2 separate regions of the Mus musculus genome follow, and region 1 is linked to region 2. A link is a loop called in an ENCODE intact Hi-C map of the cell type or tissue named here. Cell type or tissue: left cerebral cortex. All regions are shown on one strand. Region 1 overlaps Fam189a1 (family with sequence similarity 189, member A1). Region 2 overlaps Fam189a1 (family with sequence similarity 189, member A1).

Region 1 (5,000 bases), 61 kb after region 2:
GATTCAAGCAAAAACAGGAACAAAAGACAAACCAGTGAGATGCCTAAAAGAGGAAGGTTCATAGTCAAATTCTCTAGGAAAGTACTGTTTCTCAAAGTTTAATGATTGGGGAGGTGGAGGCAGGAGGATCAGAAGTTTAAAGTCTTCAACTACAGACTACACAGGGTACTTGCCTCAACAAACAAACTCCAAAGGGTAAAATGGCTGTCCAGCTCAAATTTTCTAACTGGTCACATTCTACAGCACACCGACACCTCTAGGAAAAGAATCAAGTGTCTCCTACCCTGCCTGGTCTGTCTCATCTCTGTGCCTTCATGTGAAAGAGCACTAACCCACCCCCACTGTCACTAGCCCAGGAGCTGTGCTGTGAGGAGTGCAGAGCAAGGAGCCAGGGGAAGCTTGGCAGGTGCCAGCCCTCCTCACGCAGGGCTTGGTTTGCAAGGGCCACATGCAGAACGCAGGCTCCCTCATCTCATGCTCCGGCCCCTCTCTCCTCTACTCCCAGACACAAATGCAGGCCAGGTAGCATTGCATCTCTTCCTTCCTAGTCTGAAAACACAGTGCAACAAAGCATAACATTTTTATGAGTTAAATGTCTTTTTCTAGTCTCAAGCTTAATAATGTGGGACAGTTCCTAAGCTTTGGGTTTTTCCACAGGAAAGCACGGCTCATAGAAGTGAATGCATTTCTGGGAAAACTGGAAACGTGCATACAGCACCTACAGATTACAGTTATAATTCCATGCCCATGGAATTCTGGGACTCCAGGACATGTTCAACTCTAATCCCAGAATACCCAAGTCCCTCCAAGTCCTTCACACACACAAAAAAATTGCACAGTATTTGCATATCTACACCTTTCGATTTTAAATAATCTCCAGGTTATTTATAATTTAGAACAAACACGATGCCTACACACTTCACTTACATGGATTCTGTAAAGTACTCAGTCTAAAGCACATTTGAATTTCATCTTTTTCTGGAATTTTCTGGATTTTTTTTCTTTCTTTTTTGCTTTTGAGTCAGGATTTCGTATAGCTAGCTCATTTTGGCCTTGACTTGAAAATCCCCTTGTCTCAGCCTCCTAAGTGCTGTGTGTTGTTGGGGTGTTCATGAACTGGGGGTGTTTAGATCTGAAGATGCAGAACCAGTGGCATTAGGTTCTGTGTCATAGATCAAAGTTAATGGTGCATACACATTAAATAAAAAAGTTGGGCAGAGTGCCAACTGGTTGCCCTTGGGCTAGGGGGGCAGTTATTCAAACTTAAGGTTTCTTTCACTCCTCAGAGCTGGGAAGGCCACACTGTGCTCGAGGTAAAATATGGGAACGCCACATAATTTTCTATTTCGAGTTTCTTTTGTAAAAATGCTGAGTTCCAGGCCTGTAGGCCTTTGTGGGAGCGCTAGTCCATCAAGATGAGGCCTCCAGATGTCACGAGTCTGTGTCTAGCCTGGTTCGAAGAGACTGTGAGTTTCACTCTACTCTTGACAAGTCAAGTCCACTCTCCAAGCACATTGCCCTGGCAGTAGACACCTCTCCTTCCCTGACACACTGAGGGACCCAGGGAGACAGACGCAATATAGGGCTGTGTCAGTTATAGAGCCTGGATGTCAGTTTCATGCGGTCTAAAAATGAGCCATGACTCCACACAATGAGGGGTCTCCCTCTCCTCCTCCACCTCCACCTCTCTCATAAACATTCCAACAAGCATTAAAGCCTCGTTCAAGGGAGTAGAGAGACAGTTCTACTGTCTTGATGCTCTTCCTGGGTCCTTGGTCCGTTTCCCAGCCCCCCACATAGTGACTTACAACCATCAGCAAGCAACTCCAGATCCATGGGAATCTGACACCCTCTTCTGGCCTCCTCCAGCACCAAGCAGGCATGTGGTGCACAGACATGCATACAAACACAACACCCACACATAAAATAAAATTAGAAAGTAAATTATAAAAGGCCCCTGTTAAACACCCTCCTCTCCAGAAGGCCTGAATACAGCAGTGTCTGGGAGAGGTAGAGAGAAAGGCAACATCACCCTATACCTGCAGCATCTCCCAAAACCCTGAATGGGGAGCTTCTCACCCCACTACATCCCATAGATCCCGACAGGTAGACACTCTCTGGAGAGCACTCAGCTGACAGAGGACGGATGGGGATGAAGTCCCAGCGGGAGTTAAGCAAAGTCCAAAGCCACAGGCAACCAGCCAGAAACTTGGAAGACCAGATAAATCCAGGCTAACAGGTGTGAGCTGGACCACACAGGGTGATGTGGGCTCCCTGGAATGCTAACAGATTTATCCCAGTTCCTGTTGCAAAGCGGAAAGGGAGTTACCCTCTGAGTTCCTCCGTTGTCCTCCCCGGAGCAGCTGTGAGAGGGAGGCTGACAGTCACAGACACGCCTCCTAATTATGCATCTGGTGCTGGCTAGAGACAGAAGGATCTTAGTGTCCCAGCCCTAGAATCACAGAGAAGAAAACCCACCAGAGGGCGGCCTACTGAGCGCGCTGCCCGACAAGCACCGCAAAAGTACAAGGGGACCTAGGACCTGGTGAGGAAGCCAAGACCAGACTCAGCTAGGTCACAGCTGCACACGCCCGGCACCTCAGCTCCAGCGCTTCTTTCCAGCGGTGGCTACAAGGCCTTCCCTTCAATTCCGAGACCACACAAGTTTGCCCCGGGCCTTTCCCAGACACCTGTGGACCCGCGATTCACAGGCCACCTGCTTAGACGCCCCTTATCTACACACATTCTGCTCCCCGCCCCTTCCCCTCCCCCACCACACTTCTCCCCACCTTCTGTCCTTCTCTCCTGGTAGCAATTTGCCTAACACTGCCCCCTGTTGGAACATGAGATTTTTCTGGGGTAGGGGAGTCAGAGCATTGTCTTTGAACCAGGAGCATGCTGGATATGGGGGCCCTCCATGGGTCAGAACGAACCAGTCCAATGAGCAGGAGATAGCCCATCTGGGCAGCATACTGAGAAACACTTACCTGGAACTGTTGCTGGGTTACTGTGTTGTTACTATATTTATTTTGTTAGGGGGTATTTCCTCTGCAAGGAAACTTTTGAGCTTGGAATCAACTTTTGAGTCATCCCTTTTGCCGTGAAATCTATTTGTTCACAACAAGGCAAATTCACTTGATGATAAAGTAAAATAGAATCATATTCTCAGGGGAGAAAACAAAGTAGGTATCATTATAACAAGGTACCAGTGGAAATCAAGCTCTAAATTTCTCATGAGGCCAAAAGAAGCCAAGACTGCTCCTGACCAGTGGTTGGTATACTAAACCATTAAAAAACAACAAAAAGCAAAACCAGAAAAACTTTAGCACTTCTAAAATCCACCATGAAACAAAGGCTAGCAAGACCTCCGGAGCACTGTGCACGTCAGTCAAGCCTCCCTTTACTTTCAGAGCCAGACCTGTCTAACTGCCCCAGCCTGAGGCTGTGTCCTTTTCTAATTTACTATTCAGAGTCATGAAGCTAAATCAGGGTTTCCCTGGTTACTGACAGGCTCTTCTGAAGGATGTGGCTATGTAATTGGTGTTGGCTTGGTTACTGGATGTATTCAGAGCTGAGAGCACTGGTAGTAAATGCTGCTATGAACCTGCAGAAGAAACTAACAGGCTCTGGATAAACTAAGGCAGTCTCAAGATTAAGGTCCTCCTCGAGATGTGCCACTGAGCGCCCCTCCTATGCTCCTGACATCCCCAGCGGCGGTCTATAAAGGAAGTGGATCATGGAAATGGTTAGCTCTGAAAAAAAAACCCACAATCGACCCATGGAACTAATTAGGCAGCTTCAGCCACCTGCTGGACTGTCGCACAGCATTGGCCATGAATATTCTGTCCAGATCACCACTCAGCAAATGTTTCCTGAGCTCTGTCATCACCCCGTGTTGGATACAGACATGAGGAGATTTGGGAGCAGCAGCTTAGAGGACAGGCGAGCAGGCAAGTGAGAATGGTGTAGCCCCAGAGCTGACAATTTTAGAAAGAGAAAGATGGGGGCCTCATGGTTCCTCCAGGCTGAGGAAAGGCAGAGGCTTAGTTGTCTGAGAGATCTGAAGTCTGGGGTTGTTGACGAGCAGCTGGAGAGCTATGCCCATGGCAGGAACCTGGTCTTCTGCCCCAGATGCCAAACTCATGCCGAATCTACTGCCCACAGGGCTATGTGGCTCCGAGTGGGTTCACACACCCCTGCCATGATGCTCTGTGTCCTCCCCATGCCCAGGAACCATGGGAAAGAGGGTAAAGAAGTGACCACCTCCTGGAAACAGTGTTTAGACCAGCTGACTGAACTTCTGTGCAGTGCTGAAAATCACATTTATTTTTGTCTCCCCATGAAGATGTGAGTCATAGAGAACAAGGTATATGATTCCACATGTCTAATCATATTGTGAATTGTAATTATTCTTATATAAGAGATGCCAATAGGATCACATTCAAACACTTCCCATAATTAACCTTACCAATAAAAAAGAAAAATGAGATCTTAAAAACACACTTAAAAAAAAATGTCATCCACTAAAGGACAGACACTTTGTAACTCTACTTAGACAAGTTACCTAGACTGGCAATCACAGGGACAGAGTGCTGGTTCCCACTGGGTGGAGGAGGGGACCCTGAGGTCATTCATGACCATCAAGTTTTGATATAAGATTATGAAAAAGTTCTGGAAGTGGGTAGGTGCTATTTGCACATAGTATGAATGTCTTTAATGGCGCTTTTTTTACATGAAAAATTGTTAAAAATGAAGCATTTATATCATGTCTATTTTACCATAATAAATCCCCACGCTCACTCTCACAAGCAGAATGGCAGATCATTTCATTATCAGTTTACAAGCTAAGCCAATGAAACATAGCAAAAAAAAAAAAACAAACAAACAAACCTCAAAATATATAAATTATCAATGGATAGTAGATAAAATTTGGCCTGGCTTACAGGATCAGAGGCTGGAGGAGTCAAAAGTTCTACATCTTGATCCAAAGGCAGACAGGA
Region 2 (5,000 bases):
ATGTGGGAAGAACTGGAAAGCACAGAGAAGCAGCATTATCCCAGATCTCGTATGGCTGGTGGCCAATGGCGCTAAGTGCCCACACCTCACTGTTCAAGCTGCCAAGCCATGACCACTAAACACACACTTGACAGAGAGCAGCTCTGAGAGGGCCACCTTGGAAGTTGCCCTCTGGTCTGCTTCCCACATTGCTAGGCAGAATACCTTTGATTTTTTTTTTTTCTTGGTGAGGTTAAAAACTTCTTTAATACAGTTCTCACTGGGAAACCTCACTCCCGTGACTCTAATGCTTAAACAGTGCAGCTAAAGGACGCTTGCCATGCAGGCTTCAGAAGAAAAGCACTTCATGAGGAAAGGCTAGACTTTGAGCATGCTCACTCTGCAAGTTCCTATCATGTGCTGATCACTTGACACATGCCCCATACACAAGTCCTTCCAAGCCCTGCAAAGTACTTCAGGCCTGTATCTCGAGCCTGGCATGTCTGACACACTTCCCTGTAGCTCACTCTGGCCCCTTGGAACACTAGTGTCTAGGGATCCACACACTTTGTAGGACATTGCTCTAAAGGTGAAGAGTGTTAGCCATGAGCTCCAGAAAGTTCTGTGGGGCAATCAGGTACACGGGATGCCACTTAAAAGTATCAAGGGAAACATACTTTAATGAAATGAGTGCTGTCTGCCTGGATCGCTGTAATAGAAGTACTAATACTTGTTTCTCTTTCCACCCGTGGGTCATTCCTGCCAGAGATTGCATGTTCCACAGAAATACCCTGAGACACCGTTTCATCTATAGGTGTGAAATAAGCCACACTGCGTGGGCTCTGGGCCTTCCCATACATAGCATGTCAGTGAAGTAAGTGGAAAGAAACAAAGAGTCACTTGTACACAGTTAAGCTCAGGTTTGGTAGCAAATACACTCCTCCAATCAGTGTGGGAACAGGGGGTCTGCACTCACGAAGCAGATGATATCTAAATGGACCATCAGAGACTAGGGGGTAGCAAAGGCTGGGGCTACAGGAGAGCATCCAGGCTCAAAAACGGGTGACCAGTGAACGATGTGTTTCAAAAAGGCAAAACAATAAGGCTCTATTCAATTATAATTCTAGGGATATATAGGAGGCAGTGACGATGCTAGGGCTGTGTGGAAGGAAGAACCATGTGGGTGGCAGGGATAGGGTGGGCTGGTGCAGACACAGGGGCAGAGAGTTGGAGAATTTCTGTTCTAGCAGGGGTGAGTCCAGGGTTCAGAATATGATCTAATGCAGTGAAATCGGTGTGCTATGGGCTGATGGCTATATCTGAATGAGGGACGCATCCGATTGAAAACGGCCCCTACCAGCCTTCCCAACACATAGCACATTCCCTGCCCTTTCAGTTAGTCTGGCTCATTGCTGCTTCTTTAATTGTTGGAAATTAAAGGGGGAGGGGGTTGATGGCCGTGAGTGGGCTGGATGTGTGCTGTTATCCTCTGGCTGTGAAGCTGTTAAATCTCCTGCCTGCTCCACAATGGCTTCACAATGGCTCCGAAGTAAGGAGAGCACAAGTGTTCTTGAGGTCTAGTAAGGAAATATTTTAATTAGTCTCTACCAGACGTTAGAAGAGTCACTAAAAGTATACTCAAGCAAAACTAATGAGATGCAAAAACCACCCGACACACAGAGGCCTGACAAAGGTTAAAAAGACCAGGGCACCCATTCCGAGTGACTTTGCCTCTCTTGGGCTGTGCTGGCCCCATCTCTACAGAAGCTCCCAGAGCCCCAGCGCCAAGTGAAGCCTTTTCCTAGGCTTTTTGCCTTTTCTAAGAGGAAGCCCACCAGTCTCACAGGATAGTGTGTGTCCAGTCTCACACCGATAGTGTGTGTCCAGTGAAGACAGGGTCTGCCTTGCAGCTCAAGGTGAAGCCGGAGAGCTTTGTCTTCTGCTCTGAGATGCTGGTGCTGAAAGTCTCCATGACCACATCTCCCAGGCTCCCTGGCCAATGGCTTCATTTAGGCCCTACCCATAGTGGCTGCTAGAGAATTAAAACAGTCTTAGCTCTTCCCATCCCTATTGTCTCCCAGCTCTAAGTGGGTAGTTGGTCCCACGTAAACTCAGCACCTTTCTGTGATCCTTCACCTTCACAAACCTGGATAACCAACTGTCAGAAACATACCAGGTGGTTACTTCCTGTTGTGTTTCGGTGGCGGTCTGCATGAGAATGGCCCTCATGTTTTCACACAGGAGTTTGAACACAGTTGGTAGAACTGTTCGGGAAGGGTTAGGAGGTGTGCCCTTGCTGGGTTAAGAGTGTCAATGGGGGCAGACTTTGAGGTTCTTAAAGACTCCCTTCCTATTTCCACTTATCTGTCTGCCTCCTATCCTGTTTGTGCTTCGAGATGTGAGCTCTCATCTCCACTGATCCTGCCACCTTATCACTGTATCTTCATCCTACTGCCATGCACTGTGACCCTCTGGAACTGTAAGCCCCTCAAGATGCTTTCCTTTATAAGTTGCCTTTGTCATGGTGTTTTAATCCCAGCAACAGAAAATAATGACTACATAGACTGTCAGGCTGCCTTCGTTTTACTGCCCTATTCTTTCCTAATTGGAGCACAGCACACACTCAGCCAGCATTGGCTGAGTGGATGGATGGATACCTCTCTGCTATGGTAGTGTTCTTGCTCTTCTGCCCCCAAGAAGCAGCCAACAGGGCAGCTCAGAAAGCTAGCAAGCTGCCTAGTCTCTGCTTCTGGGATGCAGCCTCCATCTTGTGCAGGAGCTATTTTTAAAGCAGCCCAGATGAGCTCATGCTGTTGGGAACAAAAAAAAAATCTTTGATCATCAAGGTTCTTCGCACTGAATCCTACCCAGTTTCCAGCCTCCCTCCAGCCGGTGCCAAACACCCCCTGCTTTGAACAAGGTCTGTTCAGCCATCCTTCATACCACACGTTCTTTGTTTCCTCTTTCTAGCAACTTAGCTCCTTCTCACTTGCCAGGCCTCCTTCAGGCCCAGGCAGAACATCAGCGACTGGAAGGTTTGTCTGCCAGCCCACATCCTCCATACTCAGGCTCCCTGCTCTGGGGCCTCATGTCTACAACAACATGGGCAGGTATAAAGCGTGATTCTGCATCTCCTCAGGAGGGTAAGAAATGGGCTGTAAGACATCTCTTCTGTCTGTCCTGGCTGGTTCTGTCTTCCCTGGGCTATCTAAACCACACAGACACCAGTACACTTGTGGGTGGGAAGATGGCTGAGGTGTTCACAGATACACCCTGGGTTTGTCACTCATATAATAACAGTGTGCTCCTGAGACCCTAGGTCCTGTCTGTTAGGAGGGAGGGGACTTCTTCCGGGAACATAGGTCCCTGAAAGCAAGGGGCACCGAGAACTTCAGTTACTTGGCCCTGGGCAGCTTCCAAAGGCCTACAACACAAAGCTCCTAAATTTAGGCTCGGCCCACACAGCCTAGCTTCTATAGACTGGAGGAGACCATGAAGAGGTTAATGGACCTCAAACTATGAGTCAAATGCCTGGTCTACAGACACTGGCCAACCGCTGAGCACCACATGACTTTGGGCACTTTACTGACCTATCAGTCTCAGGCTCCCTTTGCTTGGAGCTACCAGGATTGTAATATGAAATGCCATCCTCTGTCACAGATTCACTCAGCAGCATCAAAAGGCTCAAACGGAAGCCTCTGTCATAGTCTCTAGCTCTGTCTGGTGTCTCCATGTCTGATCTGCTGCAGGGAACAAGGTGAAGAGCGGGGTTGGTCGGCAAAAGTCTGGATGTCTCCTGGTGGGATTTGCCTGGCGCCTGTTCAGCACTGCCTTCCAGCTCCCCCCACCCCCAGGAACAGAGGCTGTCCCCAGCTTTCCTTTGGCACTCTGGCTCTCTCTGGATAGCAAACTCCTGCGGGTGGGGTATGACCTTGAGAGTCCCACGCACCTTCTAGTTCCATGCTCACACTTATTAGGCCTATGCAAAGCGAACACCCACCTGCCCTTTCCTAGGGGGTTCTACTTAATGAACCCTGTGAGCAGAGGTGAGAACACAGAGCAATCCTATGAGATGACTGTGACAAACTAAGCTATGTAACAGCTGAGGATGCCTCTGAGGCGAAGGTGGCTCTGAGGGAAACGGGGGTGGGGGGAGGGGGACGAAATTACTTTTACAAACAAAACCAGAAACGACACTGGAGACACTTAGGAGGTAAAAAAAACAAACGCCATCTCTACTGAGCTATGTCAAAAAACGGAATTGTATCATCAGGCAGCTAATATTTCTGCACGTTAGAGTGTCTGGGCTTCAGTGGTTCTGACAACAGGAGTAACGCTTGCTGTCTCAGGCATTCATGATGTTAGTTCTAACTGCAGCTAATTATCCCCAACACGCATTTAAATTATAAGGAAGATGTGGGTACTTAGAATTCTAAAGTCCTAACGGTGCCGCTGAGCTCCGGGGTGTGGTAAAGACCTTGAGCTGCCTATACAAACTACAGAGCAAACTCCAGGAGCCCAGTGGCTCTGAAAATCAGCTAGGAAGGCCACAGAGCAAATAAAATGTGTCAGTCTGTGCCACACATTTGGGACTCAGCCCAGCACCTCCGTGGAGACAGTAGTTATGGAAGGCGTTTACACTCGGCAGCAGGAGCTGGGTGCGTGTATCCGAAGTACCCTACAGGTCTCTCTGAAAGCAGCCTTTAGAGAGAAAAAGCAGCCTTTGGTTATCAGAAGTGGGCACCAGGAGCCTGCAAAATGTTTACAGGGTCGGCTGCCCCATACTGTTCTTGTCATGAATTAGTACTTCTTAGAGGAGCTGTGGCTTTGGTATGGCACTTGTCAAACATGTCCATGACCTGGGGTCCAATCTCCAGTATCACACAGATACACAGATTCATATGTACATACAGACAGACATATACACACATACAGACATGCATAGAGGCACAAACATACACAGACACACAGACACACACCCTCCCTACATACATAGACACACCCACGCACAGACACATATA

The links. Hi-C counts contacts between places; a loop is a spot of excess contacts. Peaks named below come from ENCODE experiments on the same cell type or tissue, not always from the same donor. Only the 100,000 strongest peaks of a DNase experiment are listed, where the experiment ranks them.
Region 1: it touches region 2 in a loop (5-fold over the local background); 3 of 42 quality-filtered maps call a loop at or near these places.

What each region holds. Positions count from the first base shown.
Region 1 is chr7:64,837,640-64,842,639 of GRCm38, forward strand. The region is part of intron 3 of Fam189a1 (family with sequence similarity 189, member A1); the gene reads right to left. Among named protein-coding and RNA genes, the nearest start is that of Nsmce3, 33 kb to the right of the region's middle. In left cerebral cortex, CTCF peaks have their summits at 2,479 (motif pointing right) and 2,703; DNase peaks (open chromatin) are centred at 1,918, 2,407, 3,536 and 3,851; H3K27ac peaks cover 2,108 bases.
Region 2 is chr7:64,776,862-64,781,861 of GRCm38, forward strand. It overlaps Fam189a1 (family with sequence similarity 189, member A1), which reads right to left. Exons shown (of 10, transcript NM_183087.4): 6 at 1-12. Among named protein-coding and RNA genes, the nearest start is that of Nsmce3, 94 kb to the right of the region's middle. In left cerebral cortex, no CTCF peak of the experiment used is centred here; DNase peaks (open chromatin) are centred at 8, 2,847, 3,552, 3,887 and 1 more place; H3K27ac peaks cover 3,855 bases.